3 separate regions of the Homo sapiens genome follow, and all the other regions are linked to region 1. The links are chromatin contacts, found by Hi-C or POLR2A ChIA-PET in ENCODE. All regions are on one chromosome and are shown on one strand. Each heading gives the region's core, a stretch centred on a gene start or an enhancer-like site at or near the end of the contact. The rest is flanking DNA. Distances are from core to core; before and after follow the strand shown.

What was found. A loop is a pair of places that touch in the nucleus more often than their neighbours do. ChIA-PET counts read pairs that join two places held with the same protein, here RNA polymerase II (POLR2A). Pooled maps may share reads with other maps.
Region 2: a pooled map shows a loop between it and region 1 (2.8-fold over the local background). The contact joins the promoter of ZNF391 here to the enhancer-like site in region 1. A Hi-C loop is called at or near these places in 1 of 168 maps with a recorded cell type or tissue (CD4-positive, alpha-beta T cell) and 1 of 50 pooled maps. POLR2A ChIA-PET finds 5 or more read pairs at or near these places in 3 of 52 experiments (HEK293, activated CD8-positive, alpha-beta memory T cell and activated T-cell).
Region 3: a map of naive thymus-derived CD4-positive, alpha-beta T cell shows a loop between it and region 1 (6-fold over the local background). The contact joins the promoter of ZNF165 here to the enhancer-like site in region 1. A Hi-C loop is called at or near these places in 1 of 168 maps with a recorded cell type or tissue (naive thymus-derived CD4-positive, alpha-beta T cell) and 5 of 50 pooled maps. POLR2A ChIA-PET finds 5 or more read pairs at or near these places in 1 of 52 experiments (activated B cell).

The regions. Positions count from the first base shown.
Region 1 is chr6:27,771,156-27,774,104 of GRCh38, reverse strand. No RefSeq gene overlaps it. Among named protein-coding and RNA genes, the nearest start is that of TRQ-CTG6-1, 19 kb to the left of the region's middle. RefSeq lists an enhancer at 2,447-2,949. Within about 2 kb of position 1,489, at least 6 of the 41 ENCODE cell types and tissues checked have a DNase peak (open chromatin) inside an H3K27ac peak, as active enhancers do.
Region 2 is chr6:27,387,300-27,390,248 of GRCh38, reverse strand. It overlaps ZNF391 (zinc finger protein 391), which reads right to left and starts at 1,490. Exons shown (of 3, transcript NM_001076781.3): 1 at 1,174-1,490.
Region 3 is chr6:28,079,155-28,082,103 of GRCh38, reverse strand. ZNF165 (zinc finger protein 165) reads right to left here and starts at 1,536. Exons shown (of 4, transcript NM_001376491.1): 1 at 1,134-1,536. RefSeq lists enhancers at 1,091-1,210, 2,011-2,080.

The DNA of each region.
Region 1 (2,949 bases), core at 240-2,739:
CTTTTCCATACAATGTCTGGAAACTATAGATAACATAACCAGTGTTAGGTCAGGGGTTAATCTTTAACTACCAGGCCCAGGGCGTGGCGCCGGGCTGTCTGCCTGTGGATTTCATTTCTGCTTTTTAGTTTTTACTTCTTCTTTCTTTGGAGGCAGAAATCGGGCATAAGACAATATGAGGGGTGGTCTCCTCCCTCATTCGCTCACCTCATTAAAAGTGATGAGGCTGTCTTTGTCTTACAGATGAGAAGACTGAGGCATAAATCTGTGACCCTTCACCTGTATGTTTCAATTTCATGTCTATGTTTATCAGGATGCTTTTTTGTTTGTTTGTTTTTGCAGAGGGTGGGGAACAGGGTCTTGCTCTGTCACCTAGGCTGCAGTGCAGTGGCACGATCATAACTCACTATAACCTTGACCTCCTGGGCTTAAGTGATCCTCCTACCTCAGCCTCCCCAGTAACTAGGACTACAGGCCCACACCACCACACCTGGCTAATTTTTTTATTATTATTTTTTGTGGAGATGAGGTCTCGCTAGGCATGAGCCACGAGACCTATTCCTCGTTTTTGAAAGGTAAAGGATCCGACACTTTAGAAGAAAGGTAAAGGAGGAATTTTTAGAGAAACCAGTTCAAGAGAAGCTGTTAATGGTACTTACAGGAAACATAAGTGTTTGAACGACAAGGCTGGAAAAGAATTAATGCACCATGGGACAATTATCATAACGAGAGTGGTAAGGAGATGGAATGGAGAGTTGGGGGGAAGGAGAAATCAGCAGTTTCCCAGATCTGGAATTACAACAGGGCCCCAAGTTCCCATCCCACCATCAGGAAAGATACCTGGTGAGAACCTCAAATAGACCTGCTGATGTTTCTTCAACACTGCCTTGCACGTCCCTTTCCTCGTGTTCATGTGGGGACCTGCAGGTCATTAAACTACAAATCAGTCTTACCTGCTTCATGAGGAGCTTTTTCCCAAGAGACATTTAGCAAAGAGCTTGGGCGATATCCTTAGCGCTGTAGTGGTGGACAGAGCTTTCCTCCGAGCAGTCTCATGGGCAGAGCTTTCCTCCAAGCAGTCGGAGAGCTTTCCTAAGCTCCTAACAGCTCCTAAAGGAGCTGTTAAAATTAGCTACAAGGACAAGGAAGAGCTTGGGCTGATAAGACCCTAATAAACAGGATGAGGGCTAAGCTGTCTGAAACCGTCTGAGTCCAACGTGGCGCTGGATTTGACCCATGCCCTACCCAAGACCTAATTATATGCTAATTACCAAACGAAATTACACACCTTCAGAGAGCTTTCCTCTGACTGCTTGGAGGAAGCTCTGCCCACCACAAATGCAACGAGTAACCCTGGCACCCAGTTGCGTTTCCGCGGCTTGCTAAAGGCCTGCTCTCCAAGGCTGCCAGGCCTTGCTGAGTTTGCACAAAGAAACGCGGCCCGCGGTAGCAGGCGTCCGGCTTCCTGGGGCGCGCCGCCTGGTGGAGACTGCGGGGAAGGAGCCACAGGAGCTGGTAACTCGACAGCTGATTCTTGTTTGCTGAAAAGGTGCTTTGAAAAGTGACTCTCACGTTAGCCTTTGGTTGCTGCTCTTCTTACACATCACGAGTAAGGCCCTCCTCCCCTCAGCGAAGACTCTACAAATCAAGAGGCCAGGATGAGGTTGGTTAAGGATTGGTTAGTGTCTGCATGACGGGTATAGGCCAGGAGGGAGGCTGAAAATGCACTGCGGGTCTATGGTCATACCACTCTGAACGCGCCCGATCTCGTCTGAAAATGCACCGCGGGAGATTCACAACTGTCAATACGTGGGACAGGATTGTAGCCGGCAGGTTCGAACCTATGCAGACAGGCTTAATTATATTTTCATCACCTTAAGCATCCAGAGGCTGCACCACATTGTCAGCTAATCACTTCATGTTGTGTTGTCTTGCCGGTTGTATCTGTTTTAAAGCTAAGTAAATTTAGGGATGGGGGTTGTTGTGGACTGAACTGTGTCCATCAAAATTCCTGTGCCAAACCCCTAATCTCAACGTGACTGTATTTGGAGATAGGGCATTTAAGGAGGTAATTAAGGTTGAATGAGGTCAAAACGGTGAGACCCCAATCCAAAAGGATGGGAGGGGGGAGACGGAGGAAGGAGCCTACTCTAATGACCTCATTTTAATTTAATCACCCCTATAAAGACTCTGTCACCAAACATGTTCACATTCTGATATATTGGGGGTTAGAACTTCAACATACGAATTTATGGGGGGCAGGGCAGGGGTACACACAGTTTAGCCCATCACAAACGTATACACTTTAAGGATTGTTATATCTTCCTGAAGAATTGACCCTTTTATTATTATATAATGCCACTCTTTATTCCTGGTAATTTTCCTTGCTCTGAAGTCTACATTGTCTGAAATTAAAATTACTCCAAGCTTTCTTTTGACTAATGTTAGCATAATATGCCTTTTTCCATGCCCCATTACACTGTGGCTTGTGTTTCCCTAATCATGTAGCTGAAAGTCCCACAACCCAAGATCCCTCTCCAGGAATCAATGTGCAGTTCTGAAAGATATGCACGCCTCCCACTGTTCCTTCATAGTGAATGACCATAATAAACACCAGTGCAGCAGCCTAAGTTGTGTACCGTCAGGTCATCCACCTCCAGAGAAAAGAACCAAAGCCCTTAGTACATGGCACTGGCTGAGCTCCCATGCAAAAGCCACTTCCACTTTGCTAACCACACAAGTGAGCCAGCTTAAAAGTGGATTCCCCAGCTGACACCCTGTGGAGAAAAGACCAGCCGACTCTGCCCAAACTGCAAATCGGGGAGCAAAATGAAGTTATTATTGTTTTAAGCCACTATGGTCTTGGTGGTTTGTAATGCAGCAATATATAAATGGAGAAATAAAAAACAATAGTGAGAGGGCAACATTTTTTCCATCCTTTTTGGGGGT
Region 2 (2,949 bases), core at 241-2,740, 380 kb after region 1:
CATTGCTTGTCTCTCCTATAATCAATTCCTGATCCAGGGATAATTCTCCTTTATTTTCTACCCCCTTCAGAAGGAAGAAGGTTTTGAAGGGTCAGGAATAGGGCTTCTCTGGGTGCTTTGTTTTGTGGCACTAGGTTGATTGCTTCCTGGAGCCTTTGCCAATCCACAAAGCAATCAGCAGAACTGCCTGGGCAGCCTCAGTTTAATCACAGAATAGAGAAAATCTTGTCCTACCAAAGGTGATCTTCAGGTAACAATGTTCCCAGATATTGGCTCAAAGCACAAACTCACACATAAAGCACAAACTCAATGATCCACAGTAACTGTCAATACACCCACAACAAATAATTAACAACTACTTTATTCAAGTACCAACCTTCATCATCAGAAACATAAACTAAGGACTGGCACTCAAGCAAGTACTTCTCTTTTTTGGGGGGGAGGGGCGCGGAGTTTCACTCTTGTTGCCTACGCTGGAGTGCAGTGGCGTGGTCTCTGCTCGCTCCAACCTCTGCCTCCCGGGTACAAGTGATTCTCCTGCCTCAGCCTCCCGAGTAGCAGGGATTACAGGCGCGCGCCACCACTCCCACCTAATTTTTGTATTTTTAGTAGAGAACGGGTTTCACCGTATTGGCCAGGCTGGTCTCGACCTCAGGTGATCCGCCCGCCTTGGCCTCCCAAAGTGCTGGGATTACAGGCGTGAGCCACTGCGCCCGGCCAAGCAAGTACTTCATCTCTGTGTGCCTCAATTTCCTTATCTGTAACATGGGCATAATAATAGTACATTACTTCATAGGGTTGATGCAAGGATTAAATGAGTTAATGCAGGTAAAAACTCTTGGAGCAGTGCCTGCACTCAGTAAGCACCTGGGAAACACCCCAGTACCGAAGACCTCCCTCGCCCAGCTAGAGGGGAAGCAGGGAGCAACCCTGCTCTTTTTCATCTCCCAGGGATACACCCGGGGAAAACCACTGGCTGTCACTGCCGCAGAGGGACTAGGCTGGCCCGCCAGTGAGACGAGCGCTGGGGGCTTCATGACCCCACGCCACGCGGCGTCCCAACCGTGGAGGTGCCTCCTGACCCGACCTGCAGCCAAACCACACGCGACCCTTTCGCCCGTTTCCTTCGAAGAACCCGTGTTTCCGCTTTCCAGAACCTCTAAGAGCACCCACCTTGGTCCCGGGGCCCTGTAAGCCTCACTCACCGGCCGCCTCCGGCCGAGTACCCCCGACACACCCCGGGCGGGTCCCGCACTTGGAGCGGAACCTGAGTGCGCTGGGCTTGGGGAAGTCGGAAGGATTAAAGAGAAACCCATGCGTCGAACCGCTGCTCCAACGCCCATCAGGTTCCCTAAGATCACAGGCACTCTTCCACTCAGACTGCTGCTGATCATGCTCTGCTCGGTATGCGGGACCAGTCATTGTCTGGGCAGTCGCCTGGACCTAAGTCTCCTGACGCGGACGACCAGTTGCAAAACAGAGACCACACTGAGACTGAGCAACGTATCAGCAGCGGTCGCAGCTCTGCGCTTGCGCCTGAGAGCCAGCTACAGCAGGGCTGTGCTGGGATTCACTTTCGTGGAAGGTTTTGCAAAGCCCCTCCCCTGGTATGCGAGAGGCTGAGAGGTTGGCGCTAGAGGCAAGAGGAAGGGGGTCTGCGAGAGGTGCCGAAGACCACCTTAATACACTGCAAAGTATAGCCTAGACCGGTGGTTCACAGAGTTTTAAATAGCGTACACAAATAAATCACCAAGTGAGCTTGTTAAAATACAGCTTCACAAGATTTACACTCCGAGATTGACTCGTTGGCCCGGAACATTGCATTTTCAAGGGGCACCCCAGATGATTCTGATGCAAGTGGTCTCTCCAGCCTGTCTGGAGAAACTGGCTCCGTTGCACAATCTAGTTGCTTAAATACTGTTAAATGCAAGACATGTCTCAAATTTCACCAAAAGAAAAAAATGAATAAAATCAGGACACTACCCTAATCTAGTAGATTTTTTAAAATTCCAGATAATTTTAATATAAGGTAATGAAGTTGCACAATGTGCCCTGGGAGTTCAGAGCAGGGGAAACTTATGGAACGAGGGACACTGGAGTGGTTTGACTAATGGAAGATTTAATGGAAAACATAAAGGAGGGCAACCTTACAAATAGTTGAGGAACTAGAAGAGTGGAAAGCATGTGCAAAACTGCAGGTCTGATACATGACAGCTGTGCACAAGTACCATAGAAACATCAAGTAAGTATAAAGCATGAGCCATGAAGTACAAAGGAGCAGGATCCAAATTATAAAGCTGGAAAGAATTAGATAAAGTCTAATTTTATCATTTCCTATTTTTAAAAATTAAAAACACTTTCAAACTGTGGTAAACTATGCACAACATTAAAGTTACCATTTTAAAGTCATACAGTAAAGTTTTTAGCGTATTCACAACAGCACCGTCACTATCTAATTCTAGAACATTTTCGTCATCCCTAAAGATGCCCATTGAGCAGTCTCTATTCCCTGCTCCCCACAGTCCCTGGTAACCTTTATTTTACACTATGTTTCTATGAATTTGCCTGTTCTAGATATGCCATATAAGTAAAATAATACAATATTTGTCTATTTATGTCTGGATTATTTTTAATTAGCATAAAGTTTTCAAGGTTCATTCATACTGCAGCATGTATCCTTCATGCCTTTTAATGGCTAAATAATATTCCTTCGTGTATATGTGTGTGTTTATACACAAACAGTGTATAAATATACATACATAATATTTTGTTTATCCATTAATCTCTTGTTGAACACTTGGGTGGTTCCTGCCTTTTGGCCATTGTGAATAATGCTGCTGTGAACATTGGTGTACAAGTATCTGAGTCACTGTTTTCAATTCTTTGGGTATACACCTAGGCATTGAATTGCTATATCATATGGTAACTCTGCAATCAGCTTTCTAGAGG
Region 3 (2,949 bases), core at 287-2,786, 310 kb before region 1:
TTTTACTGGGCCATTTCTTTGATATTTCTGGTTATGTTTCCTAGATGCGCTAACCAAGTAGTGTCCTAATGCTTAATGAGCATGATCTCATTTACCATAGTAAGATGGGTGTAAAGTAGGCCCATATAATCCGAATGAAATTTCAATTATGCTGAGCAGCTGGTTCTATGACATGTTATCTCAGCTGACAGTACTATCTCCAGGTGTTTTATCACTTCTCATCTATTTAAAACCGAGTCCCCCTAAAGCTGGTAGCTTTAAACTAATAAATATTGATTGAGCATCTAGTGCCTTATAATATTGTGTTAGGAGGACTTACAAAAATGGGTAAGCAGATGTGTGAAGAAACGCTAGGAGAACAGAGAGGAACGAGTAATTAATTATGATGAGAAAGTTGGAGGTTAAAGAGCAGGGCTCCTGATGGATGAACATGTCTTGGTGGGCATGTTGCGGGAGGGGAAGACGGGTGAGAGTTTTGTTGGTGGAGAGGGAGACAGTCAGGGGAAATCCGGTAGAGACCACAAAGCAGAACAGAGACTTCAAGGGGCATGCTGGTAAAGGCTCCCATAGTACCTTGTGTTTCTCAAGGGCAGGGGGTCAGTGTTGGTTTAACTGCATCCTCGGCACACAGGAAATACTATTTACCGTGTCAATAAATTTCAGGACAAGCGGGGTTGTCCCCAAGTGTCCTACAAAACGGCGGTTACTCTTCCCAAGGGAAGCAGGGGATTGGGGATGGTCCTCGCAGCAGTTTCTTTTCGCAGACAATGGCAGATCTGAGACATGTGGCACCCCTCCCCGTTCCACCTGGCTGGAATGGGCAACTCCTCTTACCAGTGACCCCAAATTCAGGATCAGTAGGACAGCCCCCACCCCACGCCACCAAGCCCTCAGCGCTCCACTATGACGTCACGCGCGGCGGCGGTAACTATGGAGACCGCCAAACCCTCACTAAATGCGTAAGCGCGCCTGCGTTCCCAACGCCGAAGCTGGTTCTACCTTTCTCCGGGATTCCTCTGAGGGCCAAGGTCTGGTCACCCAGAGGCTGCTAATTTCAAAGGCAATATGAGAGGGACTGGATGTTTGGAGGGGGACACGGGGCTGGACATCTGGATCCCCAAACCCGGACTCACCTCTCGGACAGGGCTGATTCCGATCGGACACTTCCGGTGGAAGGACTGAGCGGCGCTACACTTCAAGAATTCCGTCCACAGGGACTTGTGAGTCTGCGCAGAAGGCGGGATGCCTTTGGACTACAATTCCAAGAATCCTTCCTGGGTCTCTTCGGGCGCAGACTTTTCGCCAAAGTCCTGAAGATCTCAGGGCTTGAAGGAGGGGGCATCTTTTTTCTCCATTGTAGTAGTGTGTCTTGCTAAATAACAGAAGGGACTCCTGAAAAGAAAATGACGTTGGCCGGGCGCGGTGGCTCACGCCTGCAGTCCCAGCACTTTGGGAGGCCGAGACGGGCGGATCACGAGGTCAGGAGATCGAGACTATCCTGGTTTACGCGGTGACACCCTGTGTCTACTAAAAATACAAAAAAAAAAAAAAAAAAAAAAATTGCCGGGCGTGGTGGCACGCGCCTGTAGTTCCAGGTGCTCGGGAGGCTGAGGCAGGAGAATCGCTTGAACCCGGGAGGCGGAGCTTGCAGTGAGCCGAGACCGCGCCACTGCACTCCAGCTTGGGTGACAGAGTGAGACTCAGTCTCAGAAAAAGAAGAAGAAGAAAAAGATACACACTCGAGCACACATTTTCTCAGCAAAGCAATTTACTTCTATAGAAGGGTGCGTCTCACGGATGGAGCAATGGCGAGAGCACACCTGAACAAGGGAGGGGAAGGGGTTCTTATCCCTGACGCAGGTAGTCCCTAGTGCTGTGTCGTTCCCCTACTGGCTAGGGTTGGACCGCACAGTCTAAGTTAATTCCGATTGGCTATTTTAAAGAGAGCAGGGGTATGAGCCGGAGTGGTAGGGTGAGCAGTTTCAGTGGGAAGGACGGTTACGGAACAGGTGACTAAAGGTGACTCAGGTCAGAGCAGGTGACCAGGGGTGACTCAGGACGGAGCAGGTCACCAGGGGAACAGATGTGAACTACTGATTAGAACTGGTGGAAAAGGTTGTTTACTGAAACTAGAGGCAAGGAGACGAGGAAAATGAGGAAGTTAAAGTTTAAAATGGAGAACAAAGAATTGAACATACTGACATACTGATTCTTTGAAGAGAAATTTAGAACTCACTGTATTTAACAAGGAGTTCAAGGCCAGCCTGGCCAACATGGTGAAACCCCGTCTGTACTAAAAATATAAAAATTAGCTGGGTGTGGTGGTGGGCGCCTGTAGTCCCAGCTACTTGGGAGGCTAAGACAGAAGAATCGCTTGAACCCAGGAGGTGAAGGTTGCAGTGAGCTGAGATCACGCCACTGCACTCCAGCCTGGGCGACAGAGCAAGGATCCATCTCAAAAAAAAAAAAAAAAGTTTATTCGGGAATAGGAAATTGCAATAAGAATAGACGTGCCAGAGTAAACTATGTTTCTATTCAGGGAGGTAAAGGAAGACAAAGGTTTTTAAAGGAAGAATGGGGAGGATTATTTAATTGTTTTGAAATCATTATTCTTGACTACAAAGATCGGTAACGAGGATGACACCAGTCTGAGGTTAGACAAACAGTTGCTGGGCGGATGTCCTTGCAGAGGTATTTTTGGTGTAAGATGGGTTTTGCAGTCATATGTGATAGTTTTCTTATGAGGCATACAAGCCTGAGAAGTGTCTCTTCATAGCCCTCCCTGGCTCTATCTGTCAGATTATTGCTTTTGTTTTTATTTTTTAACACTAGTGGGCCGGGCGTGTTGGCTCACTTTTCTAATTCCCCGCTTTGGGAGGCAAAGGCAGGAGGATTAATTGAACTCAGGAGTTCGAGACCAGCCTGGGCAACATAGTTGGGACCTCGTCT